2 separate regions of the Homo sapiens genome follow, and region 1 is linked to region 2. Evidence: chromatin loops called from intact Hi-C (ENCODE). Cell type or tissue: A673. All regions are shown on one strand.

Region 1 (8,000 bases), 290 kb after region 2:
GCAGTTTTGAGGACCACAAGGAGGCCTGTATGGCTAGAAAAATGTTCTGTGGGGACAAAGGCGTATATGAAGGTCATAAGCTTAATTGGAATTCTGAGTAAACACTTGTTTATTTATTGTGCCTCAGATTTACCAATAATGCTTTTATTTCTTATTCTGTCTGAAGTCTCTGAGGGAAAGTAAAAACAGCTCTAGAATTTCCATGACTATCCCGTGATAAATGGACTATTTGAACCCAGTGATGAGTGACTTGACTTAAAATTGCACATGTTAATAGAAAATAAAAGCAAGCTCTATATTATTGTTTTTCTATAATAAAAGCATCCATAACACATATGCAGAATATAGAGAGATCCTATCCAGAAAAAAGTAAGTTAAGCTTAGTAAATAATGATTGAGCATTAACTGTATACCATGCACTGAATTAGGCAATCTAGATACCAAATTGGAATGCCAGCCAGATAGACAATAAACTAACAAAAGAAAATAAAGTGGCCGGGCGTGGTGGCTCACGCCTGTAATCCCAGCACTTTGGGAGGCCGAGGTAGGCAGATCACAAGGTCAGAAGTTCGAGACCAGCCTGAGCAACATGGAGAAACCCTGTCTCTACTAAAAATACGAAAATTAGCCGGGCATGGTGACACGTGCCTGTAATCCCAGCTACTCAGGAGGCTGAGGCAGGAGAATCTCTCAAACCCAGGAGGCGGAGGTTGCAGTAAGCCGAGATCGCGCCACTGCACTCCAGCCTGGGTGACAGAGCAAGACTCCATCTCAAAAAAAAAAAAAGAAAAAAAAAGTGTGTGCTAAATAACTACATGAATAGATACCCTGCTGTGGCATTAGACAGGAAGGAACCTTGTGTTTCCTGACTGGAGTGTTCATAAAGAGGTTAAAATTGGAGGAGTGCTGTGAAGGATAGGCTGGATTCCAGGGCAGGGAGAGATGTGGTGAAGGCATTCCTGGAAGTGGAAAAATTATCAGGAGCACAGCCACACAATCCTAAGAGCACTATCAATGGCATCCTTTTATGGGGCACTTGCTAAGTGCCAGGTTCATGCCCCATGTTATGCACATTTGACAATCATCGACACAGGAAGCTTGCAAGGTTGTGGTGACTTCACTTTGCTGTGAGGAAATTGAATCTGAGAGAGGCTAAGCAGAGTGTCCAAACTCCCTCAGTTGGGGAGCAACACTAATGAGAGTCTTACTCAAAACTGTGCTATGTAGTCTAGTATAAATTCTTAGCAATACTAGTAGTCTAGTAATGAATTCTAAATGTATTAAAGGACTGACTAGCAAAAGACATGAAGGTGAGTGAGGAATCTAGTTTAAAAGGAGACTGAAAATATACTGAAGTCCATATCCTTGAGTGTTTTGAATAGCATGTTAAAACATTTAATTTTTGTGTGTGTAGGCAATCAGGAGTTGTAGAATTATTTTCGTGAGATTAGAGGCATGCTCTAACCCATGTTTCACTATACATGTTAATTGCAACGTGAAGATTGGCTAGCAAGGTGACGTATGGATAATGAAAAAAGTGAATAAATATAAAATAAAATGTAAATTAAAAAAAAAAACCATTTAGGAAGCTTTTGAAGTAATCCCAGCAAAAGGCTGGACCAGGCTATGGGGAGAGAAGTGCAAAGGAAAGGACAAATACAAGGAATTTGGGAAAACAGGACGTGATTAATGAATGTGGAATGTGGTACAAATTTGTCAGGTATACTTGCCCAACATGTTTCTTACGTTTTGGAAATGTGCAACCTTATAAGGGAACCAGAAAACTGTCTTTCAGCAGTCCTTGCAGATAAAATACAAGTCTGTTGCCTAGGGTTTGCCAGTCAGATAAATGCATGTAAGCAAGGCTTTGTTTCAAATTGAGCATCATGAGGAAGCAGCAAGGCAGGACAACAATTGTCCTGTCAGGTGTGGAATCTCATGGGCCAGCAGTGGAAGAGCTTCCACCTCAGCATTTTGGGAGCTAACTACACAGCATTAGTATGAGCTCTGGCATTGGCTGTGAACATCAGTGGCAAGCCTTTCATGGAGCCCACCCCACAGTATGAACAAGTACTGTTACCCTTCCCAGCTACAGAGCATCGAAGCCCAGTTCTCTGGATCTGTGAGCTCTCTAATACCTTTAATATATCTCTTTCCTGTTAAAATTAGCCAGAATAGATTTCCGGTGTTGGCTGTGAGAACCCTTACCTATATGAGAGGCTACAAGAGAGAGGAAGTATTCCAGAATATTCTACAGGGGTTCCAGTCTATGCCATTGATAGGATGCCATTGTCTAAAGAAGAGGAAGTACTTTTCAATTTAAATACCTAACAGGTATTTATCGGGAAGAGTAGGATGCACTGAATTTGGCAGAGCATTTATGTAGAGGCACTTAGAAATTCTGCCCTGGAGGTTCAGAGAGAGGCGAGGGTTAGAAATGTGGACATAAGGCTGGGTGCGGTGGCTCACGCCTGTAATCCCAACACTTTGGGAGGCCAAGGCGGGTGGATCATGAGGTCAGGAGATCGAGACCATCCTGGCTAACATGGTGAAACCCCATCTCTACTGAAAATACAAAAAAATTAGCTGGGCGTGGTGGCAGGTGCCTGTAGTCCCAGCTACTCAGGAGGCTGAGGCAGGAGACTGCCATAAACCCCGGAGGCGGGGCTTGCAGTGAGCCGAGATTGCGCCACTGCACTCCAGCCTGGGCAGCAGAGCAAGACTCCATCTCAAAAAAAAAAAAGAAAGAAAGAAAAAGAAATGTAGACGAGAGTAAACAACACAGAGACAAGAGTACAGCAATGTAAGCTGATGGTCTTGCTAAAGGATAGCGTGAAAAGTGAGAGGAGAAAAATAAAGAATTCTTCAGAACATTGCTTTCCAATAGAAATAAAATGTGAGCCACATCTGTCATTTTAAATTTTCTAGACACCACAGTAAAAGGGGTAGAAACAGAAACTAAAGAAATTATTATAATACAGTCTGTTTAACACAAGTCTCCAAAATTTTATCACTTTGACATTTGATCAATATAACACTTATTAAAGGGACATTTTCTATTCTTATATTTGTACTACATCTTTGAAATCCCATGTGTATTTTACACTTACAGCACATCTTAATTCGACTAGTCATGTCTCAGGTGGTTAACAGCCACATGTAACTGGGGCCTACATATTAGAAAGCACGGATCTGGAGATAGAAGAAAAAGATCAGCCTAGGAACTGAAAAGATGTCAGAGAAGGAGAAGGAGAAGCAGGAGAAAAAAGCATTACAACACCTAGGGCAAAGAGTCTTTCAGGACGGAGGGCATGGTCATCAGAGGAAATTACTGCAGAGATATCAGTTTGAATGAGAATTCAGCAGAGATAGTTGGAATTGAAAAATGAAGAAGCTGCTAGAAACCTTTGAGGGCATGGCTTCCGTGTGAGGCAGGAATGGCAGTCACAATTAAGGGAAGTAAGGAATGTGGTTGAACAAGAAAGAAAAAAAGAGCAAGGAAGGAAGGAAAATGACCATCTTCTATGCTGGGGCTTTTGTAACAGTGTATCATTTAATCTTCATGGAAATCCCATAATTACAGTTGTGATTTTATAGATAAGGAAACTGAAGCCCAAGAAAGTTAAATGATGTCCCAACATCAGTCTTATGACTGAGATGTTAGCCTGAGTGTGACCCCCACAAAGATGTGATTTCCCAAAAAGATCTTCCTACTGTTGGTACAAAATTAAAATTTTGAAGATTAAAAAGAATACTTCAGATTACCAGAAGAGTTTTGTAGGTAAAAAGCTAATAATTTACTTGGCTTTCTCAGAGCATTATGGGTTGTAATTGTTTTTTTTGATGAGTCCCATGTTTTTGGGGGGGTTTTGTTTTTTTGTTTTGTTTTGTTTTAAGACGGTCTCGCTCTTGCGCTCTGGCTGGAGTGCAGTGGCACGATCTCTGCTCACTGCAACCTCCACCTCCTGGGTTCGAGCAATTCTCATGTCTCAGCCTCCCAAGTAGCTGGGATTACAGGAGCATGCCATCACACCCGGCTAATTTTTATATATTTTTTAGTAGAGACGAGGTTTCACCATGTTGGCCAGGCTGGTCTCAAACTCCTGGTCTCAAGTGATCTGCCCACCTCTGCCTCCCAAAGTGCTGGAATTACAGGTATGAGCCACGGTGCCCAGCCTGAATCCCATATTTAATACAGGATTTGACACCAAGATTTTGTATGTAGGAATTATAATCACTCATGAGGCAAAAGCCATATTTTGAATATGAATGTAAAAGAAAATTGTGTTCGTTCTTTAGAGGTACTCCCAATTTTCCCAACTCATATTATCATTCAATGTATTTCTTCATGGGACCTCTAGTGGTTTGACAGACCACAGAAGCTTAAAAAGTTTGAAATACATGCATGAAAATAAACAATAATTAATTATCTCAAACCTATTATTTTTAAGTAAACTTTGCAGTAGAGGATACAGAAATCTAAAATATGGATTAACATTTCCATTCTCCATTCAACTTTTACTGTTTTATTTTTGGCAAATATTTTTGAAATGTGAGCTATGTACCAGGTACTGTTCTAGTCTGGGTGCTGTGGATGCAGCAGTGATTAAAGCAGACAATAACCCCTGCTCTCATGAGGCTTGTCTAGCTGGGGGAGGGGGTGGGGGCATGGCAGGAGGGGAATGGAGTGGACAGGAGACCAGAAATAAGCAAGTAAACACACTGTATCGTTTTTCAAGGGTGATAAGTGCCTTAGATAAAAATAAAATAGGCAAAGGGAGAAAGAGTAGAGAAAGGGATTATTATTATTTTAAATGGCATTCCTAAGGAAGTTCTTGCTTAGAAGGCGATATTGGAGCAAAGATTAGAAGGCAGAGTGGGAGTGAGCCACACAGATGCCAGGGCAGGAGGATGACAAAGAAAGTGCAGCGCCCCTCAGTGGAGTGTGCTGGGTATGTCTAAGGAAAGTGGACATTGGTAGGAAATGTTGACCAAGAGATGGGTGCGAACAGGAGAGTGTGGGGTAGCTGTTTATTTTAAGGCCTTTGTGAAACCTCCCTTTCACCCATCAGGAGAGGAGAAGCCATTAGAGAGTTCTGAATACACAAGTGACAGGATTTGGCATAGGTATGAAAAGCCTCACCCTGGCTGCCATACTGAGAACAGCTGTGGGAGGAGGGGGCAAGAGTGTGACTCGGATGGAGCAGAGAGACCATTCGGAAGGCTCCTGCAATCCAGGTAGGTGATGCTGGTGGTGAGCAAAAGAAGGAAGTCACAGAAGGCTGTATTTTGTATTATTTTATTTATATGAAATGTCCAAGAGAAACAAATCTACAGAAAGTGACTAGAAGTGATACAGGGCTGAAGGAAATAGGGAGTGACTGCTTAATGGGTATGAAGTTTCTTTTGGGGGTAATGAGAATGTTCTAAAATTGATTATGGTGATGGTTGTACAACTCTGTGAATATATTCAAGACCATTGATTGAATCCTAACACTTTAGGTTAATTCTGTGCCAAGTTTATATCTCAAAAAAGCTGTTATCAAAAGAGATGCAGTAGTAGCCTTGTGAGAATGGTTAAACTAGAAATATTTTGAGAGTAGAGCCCTCAATTTTTGCTGATATAATGGATATAGAATTAGGATGAAAAGAGTTAAAGAGTGATCCCTTACTCTTAAGTAACTAAAAGATGGAACTGCTAATTTCTGAGTTGAAGACAGATTGTGGAAGCAGCAGGTTATGGGGAGAAGTTCAGGAATTCTGTTTGAGTCACGTGAGACACCTTCGTAAAAATTTGGAGTAGATAATTCTACATACTAAACTCTCTCCCTGTGTGTGTGTGTGTGTGTGTGTGTGTGTGTGTGTGTTTGTGTGTGTGTGTGTGTCTCTATGTATGTATATATACACGCAAATATATGTATGTTTGTGTATATGTGTATATATACAATTTGTATTTTAAAGACTTTTTTCTGGTTATGTAGGATTGCAATATTGCTATGTGGAAAGAGTGAGTGGTTATTTAGTCATGGTTATTTAATTATGAGGATTTAACAATTCAAAATGATTAATAGTGTCAAGTAATTAATAAATATAATTAAAATAATGATGTACTTAAAACTGATTGATTGTAAAACAATTGTCATGCTGAGTAAGAAAATAATTTTATATTAGCAAATCAGTGGGGAAAGTGACTGAAAAAAAAAATCTGGGAAATTTTACCAGTAGGTTTATTGGCTGCTTGCCATTATTTTATGTGTTTTTCATGTAACATCTAAATTACTAAATGCCTTAATTTCTCAAAGTCCACTGAATGTAATTCCTGATTCCCTAATCCACAAATCAGATTTTTTTTCAATCTCCATATGCTCTGTTTTTTTATTCCGTCAAATCAAATCACTTCCCCTTATTTTTGCTGAGCCTTGGCTGAAAAACTTAACATCAGCATTCTCTATGGCTCACTTTTAACATACAGAATGCACAACAAACACTTTGTATTGAGATGCCTGATTACAAAATCAAAATGGTTTTCTTTATCTATCTAGCTTCGATACTCAAAAGAAACAGAACCTCCCTAATTGGATAATGTAAACTTTATGGTAGCAATCGTTTATGGAACATTACTGGTATATAAATAAATTAAAATAAAGTATGTTAAAAAAAATTTTAAAAAAAGATCCGGAGAGCCAAGATAGAGGGAAATGTGGGTGCTTATATGCATTTTTTTTCCTTTCAGTCATTTCTTTCTTTTTCACAAAAGAAATTAAAAGTTAATGTCGCCCCTCATTGTGCCTTCCAGAGAAGAGAGTGAGAGTGTGCTGACGCTGAAAGGCTTGACCCCAACTGGCATGCTCCCCAGCGGAGTACTTTCTGGAGGGAAGCAAACCCTGCAAAGCGGTAAGCAGGCTGATGGGTATGACTGTGTGCTGGGGCATCGCAGTCAGCTGTGTCATTAGAGCCCTGATTTATTCATTCATTTAAGCTCTGTCTTGGTCTTCGGTTCTTCTTCTCAGCTGGCAGAAGGGCTGAAACCCCAATCAGTTTGATCAGTCATGTCCAACATAATAGCTCCCTCATTCTCTGGAATGTGGTCTTTACTCCACCTTTCCCCCATTCCCTCATTCACATGTTAATCTACATATTCAGCCTAGCTACAGGACAACTCATTTAGGTTGCCTACATGCACAATAGGTTTGACTACTTTGAGCCACTCCGTTGTCAAAAACAACTTTTTAATCACATTTTTAATAAGTATTCTGGTTATGTTTCATTTATGAGATAACACATACACACATAACCACTAAAATATACCTGTATGTCTAGATTTTCAGGAGATGATTTCATTATCCTCTTGAATGGAAATTGGAAGCCATTTGTGTCTTTTCTCTGATTTATCAATTGAAAACAAGAGACTGAATAGAACCACATTTTATTTTTGAAAAAAGAGTAACATTTCCTTTATAATACAGATTTTGTGTTAAAATGTGTAGCTTTCTAGACCTTAGACCTGTGCCGTCCAGCAGAGCTCTTTGTGATGGTGGAAATTTCTGTATCTATACAGAAGCCGCATATGACTGTTGAGCATATAGGGAATATAACCAAGAAACTAAACGTTTTCTTTTATCTAATTTATATTAAATTTAATTAAAATAAGCCAGGAGGCTAGTGGCTACCATGTTAGCAGCACAGTCCTATATATTCTTTCACTTTTGTTACATTTGTTATCAATTTTAACTACTATTATTATTACATACAATACAATTTTAACAATAGGAGATTGCTATTAGATGAGGCTTTAACAGAAAAAAATTAAAATGAAAATATGCTATAACATTTTTCAAAACATTCTCGGCCTCTTGCTTATTTTCCTGTATCTTTCTTTGAATCTTTTTTGTATTTTCTTTTCTGTCCCTGCCCTTCAACCTAGAAGACTCACTATTCTCATTTATATTATTCAATAAACTTCTACATGAAGAGTAATGATCAACTTCATGAATATAGTA
Region 2 (8,000 bases):
AAAAAATATCAGGTAAGTCTGTATTCAAATAGGAATATCAAAGTAAAATAACCAGTGATTAAACATTCCAGTGGTAGTACATGGGAACCAAGTGAGAAAATATGTAAGAAACATGCTTGGATTTTTTGTTTGTCTTTTTTTTTTTTCTCCCACAAATGTGGATTTAATTTGTGTCTTATGAGTGAAATTTTAAAGTAGAAGATTATGAGAGCTCTTCTTTTGGGAATTCCCCTAGTAAATACAGCTTCTAAGTTCACTGTTTTTGTTCTTCCTTGAGCTAATGAGAGAGGTTAACATATTTGTAGTAGATTCCAGGTTTTAGAATTTTTTCTTATGGAAGAGAGGCAAACTGGAATCCCATTCAGTCACAATATTTGGTTCAGTCACAATATTTGATTAGACTTCAATTGTCTTGGACAGAAGTAAGACTGTTCTCCATATTCTTAAAAAATGGAAATGTGCGTAAATTATTTTCTGTACATTCACTATTTTAAATAATTATTTCCCTTTCACTCTTATGCTGAGCTGTATATTGTGACCACATGGATGAAAGTCTACCTCTTTTCTTCTTCACAAGGTTTCCGACAGTGAGATTTTGTGAGTGATTTGGTTTATTTCAAGAATGGTGGAATTATCACAATAATGTATATTTTAAAATGCTTTTGTAGTTATGCCTCAGAATAGGCAGATAGATACTGCCTATTCATATTTGAACTTCTGTCCTGTGAAGAGCTAGCCCCAGAAGGGATCTTTTGCTTTTGATTATTTAGCCTATATTTAAGAGGTTTCTTTTCTCTTGAATTGTTATCCCCAGCTACTTGTTCAGAGATGTTTGTAAATGAAGGGAGTGAGTGGGAGGAAAAGCTTATGTTACTTGTAGACCAGAGAATAGTATAGCAGCTAGAAGTGGTGTTTGTCTGTAGGCTACCCTTAGTTGATTTGTGTTGTCATGCAAGAAACATTTTGATGCATTTATTTCAGGACACGGCATTTTGGAGACTTCATTAAATGCTACCTGTTGCTGTTTGTGATGGAATCTAGTCTAGAATGTTAAGAGGCAGTAGAAAAAGCTGAAATGGCAAGAAGATGGCACTCTTCAGTCTTTAAGATTCACCTGTTTGCATTTTAGAAACACATTACCATTCTTTTTGCTTCTCTTAAAATTGGAGCTATTTGGATTAAAATTAAATTTATCATTATGATGTGACCTACTTGGTGTCAGTTATTTTTACTGTTTCTTTTAATCCCTAAGGTAATCCTGTGAGGAGGTTAATATGGAAATCTGTTCTGAAGTCTGTGAATCAAAGATGCTAAATAATTTTCTCATGATCAGAGAGCTAGTAAGTGATCAAGCTGGAATTGAAAAACAGAACATTTAAAAATTATTTTGAAAAAATGTCAGATATATGTAGGAGTTAGGAGGACAGTTAACCCACATATACCTATCCCATAGATTACTTATGGAGATTTTATTACATTTCCTTTATTCCCTCCTTCCTTTTTTGGAGACAGAGTCTCACTCTGTCGCCCATGCTGGCGTGCATTGGTGCAGTCTCGGCTCACTGCAACCTCTGCCTCCTCGGTTCAAGTAATTCTGCTTCAGCCTTCTGAGTAGCTGGGACTACAGGCACATGCGACCCCACCTGGCTAATGTTTTTATTTTTATTAGAGATAGGGTTTTGCCATGTTGGTCAGGCTGGTCTCGAACTCCTGACCTCAAGTGATCCGCCTAACCTCAGCCCCCCAAAGTGCTAGGATTACTCTTCTTTTTTCTTTGCCAAAGTATTTTAAAGCCGATCCCAGACATCATGTTAATGAATGCGCACATTTTAACTGTGAGGCTAGTGTTTAGAATTCTGTACCTGATGGCCTAAGGTATAAAAGAGCATGACACAATATGAAGACTGTGAGCAGTAGAAGCCATATTTTTTCTACAACATAAGTTATATATCTGCATTGAGTTTTCTTGATATGGTTAGCCGTCATTTGCCACTCATTTGTTAAAAAAAGATCAATGCAATAACTAATATTTATTGAGTACTGACTCTGGGTTAGGAACAGTCCCTCATATTTTATGCATATTAACTCATTTAGTTAACAGTAGCCCTGTGTTCTGTAATCATTTATTGTGGGTTCCAGTTGCTTGTTGAAAACAGTTACCTCTTTTACATAAAAATGAAATATTCCACATTGCTTTGACTTGTGGTATCTTTTCCATTCCTTACCTTTAGTAATTATGATTTGTTAAGGAATGTATAGAACAGTGCTACTCAAAAGTGTGGTCCACATAACAGTAGCATCAGCATTGCCTGGAAGCATGGTAGAAATACAGAATTTCAGGCCCTACCTTTTGAATCAGAATCTGCATTTTAAATTAGGTCTTTAGGTGATTTATATGTATATTAAAGTTTGAGAAGGTTTGGGTTGCATTTAAACAGCCTTGCAAGCATGGTCACACATTACAATCACTTGGAAAACTTTTAAAGCTACCAATGCCCAGCACTGTCCCTGAACAATTAAATTAGACTATCTAGGTAAGCCTCCAGCATCTTTTTCCTTTCCTCCCCCTTTAAAAAAAATTAGATTCTCTAAATGAGACCTTAGTATTGTTATTGTTGTTTTTCAAGCATCCCAAGTGATTCTTAAGTTTGGCCATGCTTTAACATGCACTAGTTTTATAGGAGTAGAGTATCTTTGTGTTCTGTTCCAGCTTCTTAACACTGAAGAGAACATTTCAACTTGTAAATCATATATTGAAAATGATGCCAAATGAGAGTCAAAGATGGAAGAAATTCCGGGCTTATACTTAGTCTTGTGTCGGTAATTGGCTCCTGATGGCATAAAAAATAATTTCCTTTTTTGCAAGACTGAACTTCTTCATTGTTCTTACCTCACTTGGCAGTAGGGAATGAAAGTGCCCCCAAAGTTTATTGTCTTTTTTTTTTTTGTTGTTCCATTCTTTCCTTCAAGTGAAGAGTTACACTGAGGGAGGCAGGGAGATATGGAATACCAAATGGACAAAAACTGGACCAAGAATTGTTAAATAAATTCGCATCATTACACTGGATAGGATTCTAAGTATTTTAATTTTTTTTAAATGTTCTTCTGTTTGTGCATGGCTGCTTGATTTTCTTTAAGTTAGTGAATTTAGTTCCAGGCACATACTTTGTTCGTTTAGCTGCATTTAGTGAGTACTCAGTAAAAGCAGTCAAAAGAATGAAATAGCAAAAGGGAACTGGAACAGTGGGGAGAAATGGAGTTTCTATGTGCTCCTTACCTTTAGTTGCATATGGTGGAGTGGTCTGGAGCCAGACTACCTGCATTGAATCCTGGCTCTGCTGCTTATTTGCCCTGTTGCCATGGTCAAGTTAATTATGTGCCTCTGTTTCGTTTCCTTCCCTCCCTCCCTTCCCTCCTTTCCTTCCTTCCTTCCTTCCTTCCTTCCTTCCTTCCTTCCTTCCTTCCTTCCTTCCTTCCTTCCTTCCTCCCTCCCTTCCTTCCCTTCCTTCCCTTCCTTTCTTTTCTTTTCTTTCTTTCTTTTGTCTCACTCTGTCACCCAGGCTGGAGTGCAGTGGTGCGATCTCACTGCAACCTCTGCCTCCCAGGTTCAAGTGATTCTTGTGCCTCAGCCTTCTGAGTAGCTGGGATTACAAGTGTGTGCCACCACTCCTGGCTAATTTTTGTGTTGTTAGTAGAGACCAGGTTTCACCATGTTGGCCAGCCTGGCTGATCTTGAACTCCTGACCTCAAGTGATCTGCCTGCCTTGGCCTCCCAAAGTGCTGGGAGGCATGAGCCACCATGCCCGGCCTTGTGCCTCCATTTTCTTGTCATTAAAACACGGTAATAGCAGCTACCTATAGAGTTGTTATGGGGATTAAATGAATTAATATATGCATACAGTAGTTAGAAGGTTAGACACATACTAAGTGCTATATAAGTATTTGCTGATATAATTACTGTTATTAAATATTTCCCTACCTCAAAGAGAAAGGGTGGCTTATATATGAAAGCATAGACTCTTAACCTAATGGTTTCAACATCTGAGAGATTATTTAGGTTAAAATAGGATTTTTGATCAGGGAAATTGGATTCCTGATTTGAGCAGGGATAGAAGGCATTCAGAAATATATTCTGACGCCATTTACTCCTCATTACATTGGGAAGTGGGTTAATCAGTCCATCCTTGACTGAAGAGGGAGCAAGTAACACTCATCACACGTACACAGTTAACCTTAGCTTGTTGAAGTATTTCAGATTCCTTCCATAAGAGTCGCTGAATAAATCCAAATTTTAGTCTTTAAAATAATTGCCTTCCCCAAAGCCCTATAGTAGCACAGTTGAGTATTTTAAAAACAATTCATTAGATTAGTAGCATTTTATAGTTTCGCTCTATTTGAGGAACACCTACAGGTGTTCAGTTCAGGCATGGAGGAAATGGGGCAGGCAAGTTAGAGGGCAAGCAAGGGAGGAATGGAGCAATAGGAATACTAGAACTGTCAAATGTGGGCCCTTCAAGGGACCCTAAAGACTACATGTTAGCCCAGTGCATTTATTTCCCAGAAGATGAAATGGCTGAAGTGTGAAGATTTTAGTGCTCTAATGAGAAATACATGCTCTATTTTTACTTATTTTAATGCTGTTCTCATTAATTAAATACATTGATACATATATACACACATATATATGCTGAGTGTAGCAAAAAACAGCAACAGTAAATATTATTCTACAGTAAGATATTTTTGTGTCTATTTTTATGTCTCTTCAAAATTGTGATATTAACTAAATATTACCTTTTTTTCACAGTTGTCTTAGTTCATTCAGGCTACTATAACAAAAATACCGTAAGCTGGATGGCTTGTAAACAAAAATTTATTTCTCATAGTTCCTGAGGATGCAAAGGCTGCATCTTTAGATCAAGATGTAAGTAGAGGCCAAGTGCAGTTGGCTCACGTCTTTAATCCCAGCTCTTTGGGAGGCTGGGTCGGACGGATCACCTGAGGTCAGGAGTTCGAGACCAGCCTGGCCAGCATGGTGAAACCCGGTCTCTTCTAAAAATACAAAAATTAGCCGGGTGTTTAGTGCACATCTGTAATCCCAGCTACTTGGGAGGCTGAGGCACGAGAATCGCTTGAACCCGGGAGGCAGAGGTTGTAGTGAGCTGAGATTGCACCATTGCACTCCAGCCTGGGTGACAGAGTGGGACTCTGGTCTCAAAAAAAAAAAAAAAAAAAGATGTCAGTAGATTTAGTGGTGTTTGGTGAGAGCCTACTTTCTAGCTGTGTTTTAAGGGCACTTCCTAATCTCGTTCATGAGTGTCTGGCCTCATGACCTAATCATACCCCAAAGGCTGTATCTCTTAATGCCATCATTTTCCAAGATGATGGTTAGGATTTCACCATATGAATTTTGTGGAGACATAACATTTAGACCAGAGCGGTAGTGATTTTCATGCATTTTCGAATAGACTGTGCTATCTATTTTTTATGGGTAAGATTAGGCATGTTTTTGTTGGCATAGAAAAAATTGCTATGTGAAGAGAGTGACTGTTATTTCTCTAACATTTAACCAGAAAGCCTAAATATGTTCAAAAGAGCTCATTTGACAAGGGTTCTGGGGCAGAAGTGTTAAAGGACAAATGAAACAAGGATTTCTTATTCTTAATTGGAGTTGAGGGAAAGGGCCAACCTTCTGTAGGGAAAATGACTATAAATGGTCTTTGCAGTGAAGACATCCTCTGTTGCAACAGCCACCTTTTTGGTCGGCTTGTTTTTCCTCTTTCTTCACAGAGTACTGCTATTAAAAACACCTTTCTCTTGGCACTTGCACTCTACCATTTGACTCTTCAGATTTTTCTTGTTTCTGCATAAAATTTTATTGCTCTTAGTTTTGAACCTTTGTGCAGCCGTAGTACCAAGCTCTTTGCCTTTTTCTTCATTTGTTATTCCCATCTTGGAGGCTTATTCACTGGTACTCGGTATGCCTGGAAGGGTTCCCTTGTTTTATGCCAGATGACAACAACAAGTGAATCCTGCTCCCTAGTCCTTTTATAGATAGCTTTTGGGGGAAGAAAATTTAAAGGAAAAAATAAAAACAAAAATTTTATTGTCATTACCGAAGATGGAATGACATTCATTCTCATCTGATAGACTTTTTGGTCTCTGCTAATATTTTTTAAGCCTTGAGGGCAAGGATTGCTTTTCATTGTTTTAGTGATGTAATATTGCATGCTGCAGTAACACCCAACACTGAAATGCTCTTTTCTTTGTTTCTTCAAATATATGTGGTTTCTGAACTATATCTGTTTTTTTAAATAATGTAGTTCTGTAAGTCGGCTATACCAGAGGACTTCTGTTTCTACTTTTTATTTTGGGTTAATTTATATAAAATATATGTGTATGGACATGTTTACCTCTGTAGATCTATCCTTGAGTTTGTTTATAAGCATTATATCTATAAAATGTAGGTGAGAAAATGGAATCACAGTTTTCGATCTCACAGATCACTGGTGGACATAGAAGCACAAATCATGTCTTTTGATAGAAAATAGCTTAAATCCTGCCAAAAATACTTTGTCTTGTAAGTGAAAGTGCAAGGGTTAGATTTGACTTTAAGCACATACACAAACATCAATGTTTTTCTTGTCTTTACCTCTCTGTGATGCTTTCCTCTTAGGTGGCTTCACTGCCCTGTAGTCATTTTTTTATGCTGGAGCAACAATACCCATCTTGTAGATCCGGATTTAACCTGGATCTCAGAATAATACCTGAGATCTTTTCACAAAGATCTCAGAATAAGCCTGACATGGTATCCATCAGAATCATATAATCTCTCCCGAAGATTCTGAACGGATCATATGCCTACTCCTGGATCAGGCAATGTGTCCAGGTTTGTTAGGCCAGCCTGTTTGCCAGCTAATGACAGCTTAATTATACATTGAAACATTGCTTGTTTAACTCAAGTTTGGAATGAAGGAATAGCTGTATGTCATGTTTTAGGCAAGGTTTTTAGCCAGAAGCATTGTTTCTTTCTATATGAAGGTTATTTCTTTCTAAGAAACATGACCAATCACCTGGAATCCAAGCCCCTCCGCCCTCCACTGGAGGAAACATTGACATATTGTCTGTGTATGTGTGTGTGTGTGTGTGTATACACACACACACACACATACATACATACATACATACATATGAGTGGTTTTGTGTATGTGTGTGTACCATTCAAGCTATGCCATAGCTATGCTGATCCATTTTGAAAAATCTTCCTTTAGTACATAATACTGTTTTAGTAACAATGCAAGTAAACAATTAATTTTAATTGATTACATTTTATGTTAGTTGTTTTTGGGCAGCTTATAGGGAATGCCTCCCTAATGCTAATGCCTAATCTCAAATATAAACTTAAAATCACAGTTTTGAATAGGCTACTTCTTGAAATAAAAAAAAAATTCACTACAGATTCTGTGTGTGTGTGTGTGAGTACATGTACACGCGTGTGCATGTGTGAATTCTTAGTTGTTTCTATAAGATAGAATAATATTACCTGATACTGTTTTGTTTTTAGAGTTGATGATCCTTGTTAATATTTTGGCTTGTTGTCCCTCTATTCACTGACTCGTATGGAAATTGGGGATTGGGTAGAAGAAATTCAGGTATACACAATATCTTATATAGTCTTCAAAATTATCCTAGAAAGCTGGTGCTATCTTTGAGATGAAATTCAGGTATAAGGCTACATGTACATGACGTAGTCTGCTTAATAATATATGATACCACAAAGCCAATTGTACTTAAGAGTTTTTGCTGGGTCTTCTTTATCACTCTTAGTATGCTATTTATTTTGTATTTAAAATAGGTTTCTTGATATAAGTTTATCCCTTGGATATTTAAACAGTTTTCATCAATTGATACCATTATACTTCTGTTCTAAAACATCTTCTAAATATCCCTGAATAAATTCTTACCTCAATTTTTTAACTGATTTGTGAGATTTCTTTTTCTCC

Evidence for each region. Peaks named below come from ENCODE experiments on the same cell type or tissue, not always from the same donor. Only the 100,000 strongest peaks of a DNase experiment are listed, where the experiment ranks them.
Region 1: it touches region 2 in a loop (4-fold over the local background); 3 of 110 quality-filtered maps call a loop at or near these places.

What each region holds. Positions count from the first base shown.
Region 1 is chr4:101,031,161-101,039,160 of GRCh38, reverse strand. It overlaps PPP3CA (protein phosphatase 3 catalytic subunit alpha), which reads left to right. Exons shown (of 14, transcript NM_000944.5): 12 at 6,797-6,894. Among named protein-coding and RNA genes, the nearest start is that of LINC01218, 160 kb to the right of the region's middle. RefSeq lists a silencer at 6,895-7,189 and an enhancer at 6,901-7,435. In A673, a CTCF peak has its summit at 4,944; a DNase peak (open chromatin) is centred at 950; H3K27ac peaks cover 582 bases.
Region 2 is chr4:101,319,641-101,327,640 of GRCh38, reverse strand. All of the region lies in intron 1 of PPP3CA (protein phosphatase 3 catalytic subunit alpha), which reads left to right. Among named protein-coding and RNA genes, the nearest start is that of MIR1255A, 6.8 kb to the left of the region's middle. In A673, no CTCF peak of the experiment used is centred here; DNase peaks (open chromatin) are centred at 2,830 and 3,370; H3K27ac peaks cover 7,518 bases.